Regions from separate parts of the Homo sapiens genome. Here region 2 is linked to region 1. A link is an interaction called in ENCODE POLR2A ChIA-PET data of the cell type or tissue named here. Cell type or tissue: GM12878. All regions are shown on one strand. Each heading gives the region's core, and the rest is flanking DNA. Links, peaks and the distances in the headings are about the cores only.

Region 1 (6,452 bases), core at 558-5,557:
GTGTGCATGTGTCTTTATAGCAGCATGATTTATAATCCTTTGGGTATATACCCAGTAATGGGATGGCCGGGCCAAATGGTATTTCTAGTTCTAGATCCTTGAGGAATTGCCACACTGTCTTCCACAATGGTTGAACTAGTTTACAGTCCCACCAACAGTGTAAAAGTGTTCCTATTTCTCCACATCCTCTCCAGCACCTGTTGTTTCCTGACTTTTTAATGATCGCCATTCTAACTGGTGTGAGATGGTATCTCATTGTGGTTTTGATTTGCATTTCTCCGATGGCCAGTGATGATGAGCATTTTTTCATGTGTCCGTTGGCTGCATAAATATCTTCTTTTGAGAAGTGTCTGTTCATATCCTTCGCCCACTTTTTGACGGGTTTTTTTCTTGTAAATTTGTTTGTGTTCTTTGTAGATTCTGGATATTAGCCCTTTGTCAGATGAGTAGATTGCAAAAATTTTCTCCCATTCTGTAGGTTGCCTGTTCACTCTGATGATAGTTTCTTTTGCTGTGCAGAAGCTGGAAGAGCTGACTTTCAATCCAGCTGTCCCTTCACCTTTCTGGTCCTCATTATAAAATGAGCTGACTTCCTCTTATCCCAATGCTAACTTCAGCACCTGTCCTGTGGGATGCAAATGGCATTGGTTCAAAAGCCACCCCAGTGTAGTGAGACAAGCTTCTCTAGACTTTCTGGGTAGGAAGGAGGGTCGGAGGGGGGGTATAGATGTTAATGTTTCCTTGTCCTCTCTACCTGTGAGATCCTGTTTATTTTGAATTAATTTCATGGATGGATCAATTTGCTTTCTCACATGTGCTGTTCTGGTCTCACACCACATTGTTGAGGAAATGCAACCCCTTTTCCTTGATTTCCCCTCATAAGCACACAAGGCATCTACACACATGTAGCTGCCATTATAGAAGACTTGAGGAAAGAGAAGTTTGCATCACTGTGTTGCTTGTTGCTTCTTCTTTTTAGAGAACCTTTCTGCAGGGTTCATCCCAGAAATTCCCCATTCTTCACTTCAAAACACAGAATCACTAAGCTCATCAATTCTCTATCATTTAGAAACTATATTTTGGCCCAACAGAGACCTGTATAATATGCCTTAAATGAGGTCTAAGGTTTTTCTCTCAGGTAAAAGAAGTCTTGAAGTAGGCATTTGGCTTGTCCATTTTGGGCTGCTATGATAGAATACCACAGACTGGTAATGTATAAACAATGGAAGTGTATTCCTCATAGTTCTGGAGGTGTTGAAGTCCAATATCAAGGCACTAGGAGGTTCGGTTTCATTGTCTGGTAAGACTGCATCCACTATAAGGGCAGGATGCTGCATGCTCATATGGCAGAAGAGGTGAAGAGCAAGCTAGCCAAATCCTGCTGTGTGAAGGCTTTTTAAAAATGACCTTAATTCCACTAACAAAGAAGAAGCCCTCATAACCTGACCACCTCTAAAAAGCCACACTAAATATATTACATTGGCAACGCCTGAATTTGAGGTGAGGGGACACATCCAAACCACAGAAGCATTCCAGGGCTGATGTGGTAATGCTACCATCTCATTAATGTCCTTATCTCCTCTTGTGTTTCTGTTTTGGTGTACTTAGCACAAGCTCACTGTCCTCAATCAAGGCCACCTCATACCTGCAGAGTGGCTGCCGCAGCACCAGTTATTACATCCATATTTCGGGTAGAGGAAGAAGGAAGGTCAACAAGAGACCTGCCAACAGAGTCAGCCACTTTTTTAGGGAGCATTTCCAATCCTACACAATAGTTTCTTCATTCCATTAGCCTGAAGGTAGTCACATGACCGCTCTTATCTAGAAGGGAGGATAAGAAATCTAATTTTTTAGTGGGGACACATTTCTGCTCACCAAAAAGTCAGGGCCCTAAAGAATATATTTTGGATAGGCCAACAGCAGTGTTTGCCGCAACCCTCAATTCAGCTCTGGATGTATCTTTGCATAGCCAGGGATGCATTTTTTAATTAAAACTAAGAGGCCATGCCATTGCTGAAGGGTGGGGAACTGGAGCAGAAGAAATGTCTCTGTCCTTCATCTGCTGTCTTCACTAACAGTCTCTGAAAGTGGAAGGGGCAGTAAAGAAATTTACTTTCCCACTGTTGTGAAATTTACCACCCTCCTTATAAGGCAGAAGTGGTTACAGTTGCTTTTTATTTTCCTGTTACTATACCCAAGGATTGTTGTGAGAATCAGAAGACAGATATGAGAAATCATGTTGTGAACTATAAAATGCTATTAAATGACAGAAATGATTGTTTGTCATTATTATGAGTGTTGTCATGTCTCCCAAAGCTGCCTGCTCAGTTGAAGAAAAGTGTTTTCTGATAGAGAGTAAGACTGAGAACCAAAGAGAAAAGGAGAGAGGGAGATAGAGAGAGGAGGGGGAAGAAGAGCGATAGAGAAAGAAAAAGAGAAAGAGAGAAAGACAGAGAAAGGAAATAGACTGATAAGGAAGGGTGGGAGGAGAGAGAGGGACAGAGAGAAAGGAAATAGAGTGAGGAGAAGGGGAGAAGGAGAGAGAAGGGGAAGGGAGACTGGGAAGAAGGAAGGGAGGGAGAGAGAGAGGGACAGAGAGAAGAGGGGAAAAGAAAGAGGGGAGAGAGGAGAAAAGACAGAAGGGAAGAGCGTGGAGGTCTTTTTTCTATCAAAAGCAGAACAGAAATACATTGACATAATTGAAACCCATGACTGACCACAAGCATACATACAACTCTGGTAGACAGCTTCAAGGTACTTAGGTTTCTCTGACCATTTAAAAGTATCTTCCTCATTTCCAAAGCGGTATATGCATACTGAAGACTATGAGAAACATATGAAAAGGCACAGGGGAGTTTTTTTTTAACTGCTTTGTTGATGTATAGCTGACATAGAATAAACTGCACATATTTAAAGAGTATAACTTGATACATTTTAATGAAAGTATACACTGCAAAACCATCATTATAATCAACGTATCTATCATCCCCAACAGTTTCCCTGGGCTCCTTTGAAAGCCCTGCCCCCGGGCACCCACTGGTCTGCTTTCTCCCACTCTAGGTTAGGTTGCATTTTCTGGAAATTTATACAAATGGAATATCAAATTCCATATATAATGTATGTAATCTTTTTTTTGGCCTGGCTTTTTTCATATAGCAGTATAATAATTAATGATATAGACCCAGCAGAGTTTGAGATATTCAATTAATTCATTAATTGAATTAATTCAGATATTCAGGTATTGAGATTAGTTAATATTGTCATATTTGCTTCAGCTTTCCTCGTTTTTTTGAGTAATGTGATCTATACGAAGAGAAAATGTTTTTAAAAAATACATCTTAATGCATTGTAATTACACAAATTACATTATAATTAAGGAAACCCCTGTGTAACCACCACTCAGGCCAGGAAAGGGAGCTTTGCAAGCACCCCTAACCTCCCAGTGTCCCCTCCCCAGGTCATCACCAGCCTCCCTTTTGTGAGAATCATTTTCTTGCTTTTCTTTTTGATTTTACGATGTATGTATGCATCGCAGTATGATAGAGTGGACTTAGCTGTTTGTGAATTTTATATGAATGAAATCACACTGTATGTCTTCTTCGTGACTTGCATTTTTTGCTTTGTTTGTGAGATTCACCCCTGTTGTACCATGTAGCTATGTTTTATTCATTTTAATAGCTATAGAGTATTCCGTTGTATAAATATACTGCAGTGTGGCATAGCCCACTCTGGAGAGAGAGCTTTTAAATGTGATCAATACAGTTTGGCTTTTCGTTAACACTTGTAGCCATCAGACAGTCCTTACAGGATAGAAACAACGAAAACATCTACCCTTCCCCTGGATGCCAGTACCCCCGCCCCACCCTACTGTGTGTCCACAAAAAGTTAATACTATAAATATTTACAGATGTCAATCATAAGTATTTATAGGAATATCTTCTGCCCTGGTATAGTCTTCTTTTTGAAGAAGCAAGCACACAGTTGATTTTTTTCAAAAATCAAAAACTTTTTTTTGTTTTTTCGAGACGTAGTCTCGCTCTGTCGCCCAGGCTTGAGTGCCGTGTCGTGATCTCCGCTCACTGCAAGCTCCGCCTCCCGGGTTCACGCCATTCCCCTGCCTCAGCCTCCTAAGTAGCTGGGACTACAGGCGCCCGTCACTACGCCCGGCTAATTTTTAAAATATTTTTAGTAGAGACGGGGTTTCACCATGTAAGCCAGGATGGGAACTTTTTTTTTTTTTTTTGCATCATGTCGGTCTGAACACAGCTAGTTAAATTTTCTGTGGGAAACAGGAAAAAGAGGAAGAGGTTGGACATTCCCTTTCAAGAGGCTGCTCTTCCACTTCCACTGTTTTTCTCAGGCCCTCAATCCAGAGGTTCCTAGACGCCATTATTCACATTCTTCTTTAAAAGATGCTCTCACAGCATAAGAAGTCAAAACCTAGCTCTCAACCCCATCAAAAAGTGGGCAAAGGACATGAACAGACACTTCTCAAAAGAAGACATTTGTGCAGCCAAAAAACACATGAAAAAATGCTCACCATCACTGGCCATCAGAGAAATGCAAATCAAAACCACAATGAGACACCATCTCACACCAGTTAGAATGGCAATCATTAAAAAGTCAGGAAACAACAGGTGCTGGAGAGGATGTGGAGAAATAGGAACACTTTTACACTGTTGGTGGGACTGTAAACTAGTTCAACCTTTGTGGAAGTCAGTGTGGCGATTCCTCAGGGATCTAGAACTAGAAATACCATTTGACCCAGCCATCCCATTACTGGGTATATACCCAAAGGACTATAAATCATGCTGCTATAAAGACACATGCACACGTATGTTTATTGCGTCACTATTCACAATAGCAAAGACTTGGAACCAACCCAAATGTCCAACAATGATAGACTGGATTAAGAAAATGTGGCACATATACACCATGGAATACTATGCAGCCATAAAAAATGATGAGTTCATGTCCTTTGTAGGGACATGGATGAAATTGGAAATCATCATTCTCAGTAAACTATCGCAAGAACAAAAAACCAAACACCGCATATTCTCACTCATAGGTGGGAATTGACCAATGAGAACACATGGACACAGGAAGGGGAACATCACACTCTGGGGACTGTTGTGGGGTGGGGGGAGGAGGGAGGGATAGCATTAGGTGATATACCTAATGTAAATGACAAGTTAATGGGTGCAGCACACCAGCATGGCACATGTATACATATGTAACTAACCTGCACATTGTGCATATGTACCCTAAAACTTAAAGTATAATAATAAAAAAAAGTTTATTTCTAAAAAAAAATAAAAAATAAAAAAAACCTAGCTCTATGTTTCTTCATATAGAAGAAGCATTATAATAAAAGTAATTTAAGTCAGTGCTTGCTGTCTGACTTTTATTTTTCAAAAGGGTTCAGTGTATTATTCAAATGTCAAGAATAATGATTTTGACCTTGGCCTGCGGGCAGGTGGACCACACTGTCTCTCCCCAGCCCTTTCTTCAGAATCTCTGTTAATTCTATAACACCTTCCGTGTCTGCTGTCATTGTGGTTTACAGGCACCTTGTCACATGGTGAATAATTGGATCGCCATTCAGTGAAGTAGAGAAATAATTTTAATCCCAGTTGTACAGATGAGATAATCGGAGCATAAAGAATGTGGGCTTTTCAAGGTCACACATCAAGAAAGTCACGAAGCCCGTTTCCATTTCTCGGTCTAGGTAAATATGAAGCCCACATTTCCATGTTCCTTCCTCTCCCTGAAGGGGAGGTCCAGCCATTGATTTTTTGTTTACATTGGGGTACACTGGTACTACTCTTTGGGTATTTGGGGGCAAGTGAAAACACCATTAAGAGAGAAGAGCCTTTTGAATCTCAGAGGAGTCAATAAGAAAATGGGCTTTTCAGGAGGTGGGAAGAAGAGGCAGAGTTGGGAAAGTAGGCTCTTTTTCTGTGAGCAGGGATATATATTTGTTCCTCAATCAGCATGCACACCGGGTCCCATCACTCTCTGCCTTCCATGCTTTCACAGCTCTTTTCCTTGATATTCCAATTCTGTGGTATTTGTTTTTTTCATTCTTTTGATATTCAGTAGTCATCATTCTATTACAAAGGAGAACTTTCTCTCTCTTCCACCTATTTATGTTTTCATTTATTAATTTATGTGACTAGAGTCTCATGGAACCTGATTTATTCCATGGGTTTTGATGATCACTTGGAAACCCCTTTATGCTGGCTCCTGTGACTTTCTGGCATGTTCCCATGATTCTTTGAGCATATTCTTACTTTGGGCTACAAAAACGAGTGCTGAGCTCATTGTGTACTTTCACTGCCTCAGCCTCAAATTCATAGTATTTTAGAAAAGGTAGTTGAAGGTTTGAAGGCTTGAGCCATAGTAGAAGTCAAAGAGGAACATAATTTCTCCTAAAGATATAACTCTTCTTG
Region 2 (5,000 bases), core at 1-5,000, 1.1 Mb after region 1:
GACATATGGAAAACGACTCATAAAATGGTGTTTAAAATCAATAAGGTAGTTCTTTCGAAGCCATGACTCCTATTGAAATAGCAAAGATTAGAAAAATCTACAAGAAAAAATGTAAAATAAGCAATAAAACTTGAAGAGAAATGACAACTTGTCAAATAAATGTCCCATCATAATTCACTTTCTACCAGTAATATAATATGTAAATAAATTTAAAAATCAGAATTAACTGTTAAAGCACCCACTTTTCATCTATAGATCCTTTTGGTGCTTAATAACTATTTACTTGCATTCTGTCTGCTGCTTAAGAGAGAAAAAGTGAAAGTATCTGAGACTTAAGAAAATTCTGAATTTGGACTACTAATGCAATGTTTATGAAATATACAAGAAAGTCTTTCTCCCTGATGTTCTGTCTACACCATAACTCTATTCTCCAGCAATTCCATTATTTAACAATTTCACAAAGCAATGCATTTACTTAAAATGCTTCAGTAGTATTGGTGAATTTATCATTTCCCTCCTATGGAAACACTGTCTTTCTAATTCCAAATTAGAATATTCTTTATTTCCTCTTATCCAAGGTAACCAACCATCCCATTTTGTCAGAGACTGAGAAGTTTCCTAGATGTGGGACTTGAGGTGCTAAAACAGCTGGTCACCCTACAGCTCAATTTGGTTTTTTTTTTTGAGATGAAGTCTCGCTCTGTCGCCCAGGTCGGAGTACAGTGGCACTATCTCAGCTCACTGCAACCTCTGCCTCCCAGATTGAAGCGATTCTCATGCCTCAATCTCCTGAGTAGCTGGGATTACAGGTGCCCATTACCACGCTCGGCTAATTTTTGTATTTTTAGTAGAGCTGGGTTTCACCATGTTGACCCGGCTGGTCTTCAACTGCTGACCTCAAGTGATCCACCTACCTTGGCCTCCCAAAGTGCTGGGATTACAGGCGTGAGCCACTGCACCCGGCCTTACAGCTCAATTATTGTTCCTCCTTAGTATCTTTACTGGGTTCTCTTCTTCCTGACTTCTAAACGTTTGGATCTGCCCAGTAATAATACTTGAATCATTTCTGCCTGAGCTCCAGATTTTATATGCAAATACATACTTGACACTTCCTCTTCAACTTCTGACAAGCATCTTAAAACTTAACATGAATAAAACCAAATTCTCCCTGCCAAATGACTTTCTTTCTCATTTGGGCGATGTAACACTGGCATCATCCTTGACTCCTCTTTCCTTCATTATACATACCAACAGTCTGGCTGGCTTTACCTAGATCCAGCTAGTTCTCATCATTTCAACCACTAGATACCCGGCCACCATCATCTTTTACTTGGATTACTGCAATAGCCTCCTAACCAGTCTGCCTGTTTCTCCTCTTATCCTCCAAAAGTCAATTCCCCACACAGCAGCCAGGGTGATCTTTTAAAACATAAATCGTGTTTCAAAATGATACAGGAAGGGGGAAAGGAAACGAAATGTATATACATGTAGGACAGGACTGGTCATCCAAGAGATGATGGTTGCTAGAGTTAGACTGTGAGCACCTGGGAGTTCACTAGTGTTCTATTTTTATAAATTCAGCACATTAAAGTTAAATAAATATAATGCAGATCATGCCACTCCTCTGCTCAAAACCCTCCAGTGGTCTTTTCGCCACACTCAGGTTAAAATCCAAACTCCTTACCAGGGACCACAGAGTCCCACATGATCTGGCCACTATCACTCTTCTTCGCCCCCATCTTCTACCATTCTCCCAGTACCTCATTTGCACAGGCCTTCCTGCCATTCTTCAAATATGCGAAGCCTGTTCTCACCTCAAAGCCATTGTACTTGCTGTTTCCTATGCCTGAATGTTCTTCCCACAGATGTTGACAAGACTTGCTCCTTCACTTCAATGACATTCAGATATCTTATTCTCAGAGAGCATTTGACAACCTATCTAAAATAGCTCCCCCTCACTGTTCCTGCCCATGCTCTTTATACCCCATTTTACTTTCATCTTTCTTCCTAGTACTGACATTATATATTTGTTTACTGTCTATAGATCCCACCAGAAGGTACATACCATGAGGGCAAGCACCTTATCAACCATGTTTATCTCTGTAGCCCCAGAGTCTAGAATAGTACTATTCAAAAGACCTTTCTGTAATGATCAAACTGTTCTATATCTATCTGCACTGTCCAATATAGTAACCACTACCCACATGTAGCTGTTGAGCACTTGAAATGTGGCTAGGGTTACTGAGGAATTGAATTTTAAATTTTAATTAATTTAAGTAGCCATTATTTATTGATGCCCAATAAAGCTTTGAATAAATGCCTTATAAAGTATGACTGCATTAGTGTTTGGTTACAAACTCTAACCCTCACAGCAAAAGGATAAAAGCAATGAGACACACACGTAGAGAAAAAGTAGCAAGCAAGTCAAGCATTAAATGCAAAGCTAAGACACAATTTTTATAACATAATACTGACCCTGACACTACTAATACAGTACCCTAAAAACCACAGTAAATCAAAAAGCTAATGTTAAACTGTAATTTCATTTTAAAAACTAGCTATATCGGCCGGGCGCGTTGGCTCATGCCTGTAATCCCAGCACTTTGGGAGGCTGAGACAGGTAGATCACGAGGTCAGGAGATCGAGACCATCCTGGCTGACACGGTGAAACTCCGTCTCTACTAAAAATACAAAAAAAATTAGCTGGGCATAGTGGCAGGCGCCTGTAGTCCCAGATACTTGGGAGGCTGAGGCAGGAGAATGGCGTGAACTCGGGAGGTGAGCCAGGATCGCGCCACTGCACTCCAGCCTGGGCGACTGAGTGAGACTCCGTCTCCAAAAAAAAATAAATAAAAATAAATAAAAACTAGTTATATCAAGGATATAGCTAGCTAACTATTAAGAATACATACAGTAGTAGTTCAACATGTGCACAAAATGTTAGAAATTGCTGCAACTAGATGGGGGTAGGCAAGTGCTTATTGTATTCCTTCTGAAGGTTTGACTTTAAAATAAAAAAGATAGGTAAGGGAATGCAAAAAAAAAAAAGAAAGAAAGAAAAGAAAAATAGTGCCAAGGTAATCAAATGTAAAACAACAATCTTTTCAACAAATAGTGCTGGAATAAATGGCTGTTTATATGAACAGGAAAAAAAAAAGATACACACAGTATTTCAGAAATAAACAACTTCAGTTGATTATTACAGAATCTGACTATTCAGCCACTGCATGTAAGACTTAATGTACCCTGAGACTTCTTTTCAAAGTAAGGATCAAAGCTTCAAATTACTAAAAAGTTTAAAAAAAAAAAAAAACTACCTGAATACAAGTGAAATTTCTTGACTTTTTGTAAATACTAGCAAACTAAATGCATTAAGCTGCAGCACCAACATGTAAAAGCAAACAGTCAGTAGTCCTAAGACTATATCTAACCGAGACATCAATTTACCAATAGAAAAATCTATACAGTTTCTGAGAGAAAAAGAGTTACAATTCAGCTTGTGGTGTGTGATCTGACATCAATGCCAAGCAATGCTATTTGGTTCCTCCTAAAGATTAGGCTGTGGCCAGGCAAAGAGGCTCATGCCTGTAATCTCAACACTTTGGGAGGCCAAGGTGCAAGGATATTTAAGGCCAGAAGTTCAAGACCAGAATGTGCATTTTAATGTCATTTTGTATAGAATGCTACTAACAATCTATCATTTTGTATAGATTGTACCAATGATGTACATTTTTATACTCTGTCTCTAAGATAATGGTTCCTTTTTAAAAAATAAATAAATAAATAATGGTTCTTATCAAGTTATTACAAATCTGCCAAGGTGAATTAGAGCATTCTACCAGTGGATGTTTTTAAATATTATTCCTATCTGAATTTATTTATTTCAGCTTTATACAGTATCTCAATTTGTATTCTGATCTTCAACAGTCTACGCAGTCTTTTAAACTTACCATTATATGTTAATGAGCTGCTAATAAGCCTAGTCATGTTATAATAGCACAAAATAGTTCTAAAGCATACTATTTTAAATATCCATAAAACTAAAGCAGTATTTAGATCCTTTGTTAGTGTTATCCAGATAAGATGACCCAAAACTAGCATAATTAATAAATTTTCAGATTTTGAATTTTGGTCCTACTAGTCTATCTAAATACAAATGCTACTAACAAAGCAGTAACAAAAGTTTACTAGTGCTTATATGTAATCAAACACCGAAGAAGCTTGGAATTTTTACTTCTTGGCTCTCTAAAAATGAAAAAACTAGGCCAGGCGTGGTGGCTCACGCCTGTAACCCAACACTTTGGGAGGCTGAGGCGGGTGGATCACCTGAGGTCAGGAGTTCAAAACCAGCCTGCCCAACATGGTAAAACCCCGTCTCTACTAAAAATACAAAAAATTAGCCACGCATGGTGGCGGGCACCTGTAAGCCTAGCTACTCAAGAGGCTGAGGCAGGAGAATTGCTTGAACCCAGGAGGTGGAGGTCTCAGTGAGCCAAGATCGTGCCACTGTACTCCAGCCTAGGCAACAAGAGCGAAACTATGTCTCAAAAATAAAAAGAAAAGAAAAAACTAGCACTCAAAGTCCATGTTGAATATTACTTTTTCTTTTTTATAGGACATCTTAAGGACTTTAGCATTACTTTTATTTTCTATCTGAACCTTTCAGATGATCATAGATCAAGACTGTAAGTACTATATACTTTTTTTAAAGGAGCTATATACATTCTTACTGTCTCTAGCCTACATCACAAATTAACTGCCATATGAGAAACAAGCTTTGCTTTCTCAAAATCTTACATTATAGCCCTATTATTAATTTTTTGCCAATGTATGCAATGAATCATAAAACAAAGTCTCAAAACCGTAATCAATAAAATGCCATCTTATTTGAAAAAGCAATTGACAAAACATTCCTACAGATGATGAGTTAACAGCAATAGAACACGCTCTTAAAATATACACCTTACTACAACTCTATAATGCTTTTCAAGACTATCAAA

The links. ChIA-PET counts read pairs that join two places held together with the same protein. Peaks named below come from ENCODE experiments on the same cell type or tissue, not always from the same donor. Only the 100,000 strongest peaks of a DNase experiment are listed, where the experiment ranks them.
Region 2: POLR2A ChIA-PET joins it to region 1 with 5 read pairs; 1 of 35 experiments calls an interaction of 5 or more read pairs at or near these places.

The regions. Positions count from the first base shown.
Region 1 is chr9:99,242,379-99,248,830 of GRCh38, forward strand. No RefSeq gene overlaps it. Among named protein-coding and RNA genes, the nearest start is that of SEC61B, 23 kb to the left of the region's middle. In GM12878, for the core only: no CTCF peak of the experiment used is centred there; DNase peaks (open chromatin) are centred at 2,128 and 2,753; H3K27ac peaks cover 2,259 bases.
Region 2 is chr9:100,340,301-100,345,300 of GRCh38, forward strand. It overlaps TEX10 (testis expressed 10), which reads right to left. Exons shown (of 15, transcript NM_017746.4): 5 at 1-69. Among named protein-coding and RNA genes, the nearest start is that of TEX10, 10 kb to the right of the region's middle. RefSeq lists an enhancer at 833-1,332. In GM12878, for the core only: no CTCF peak of the experiment used is centred there; no DNase peak of the experiment used is centred there; H3K27ac peaks cover 333 bases.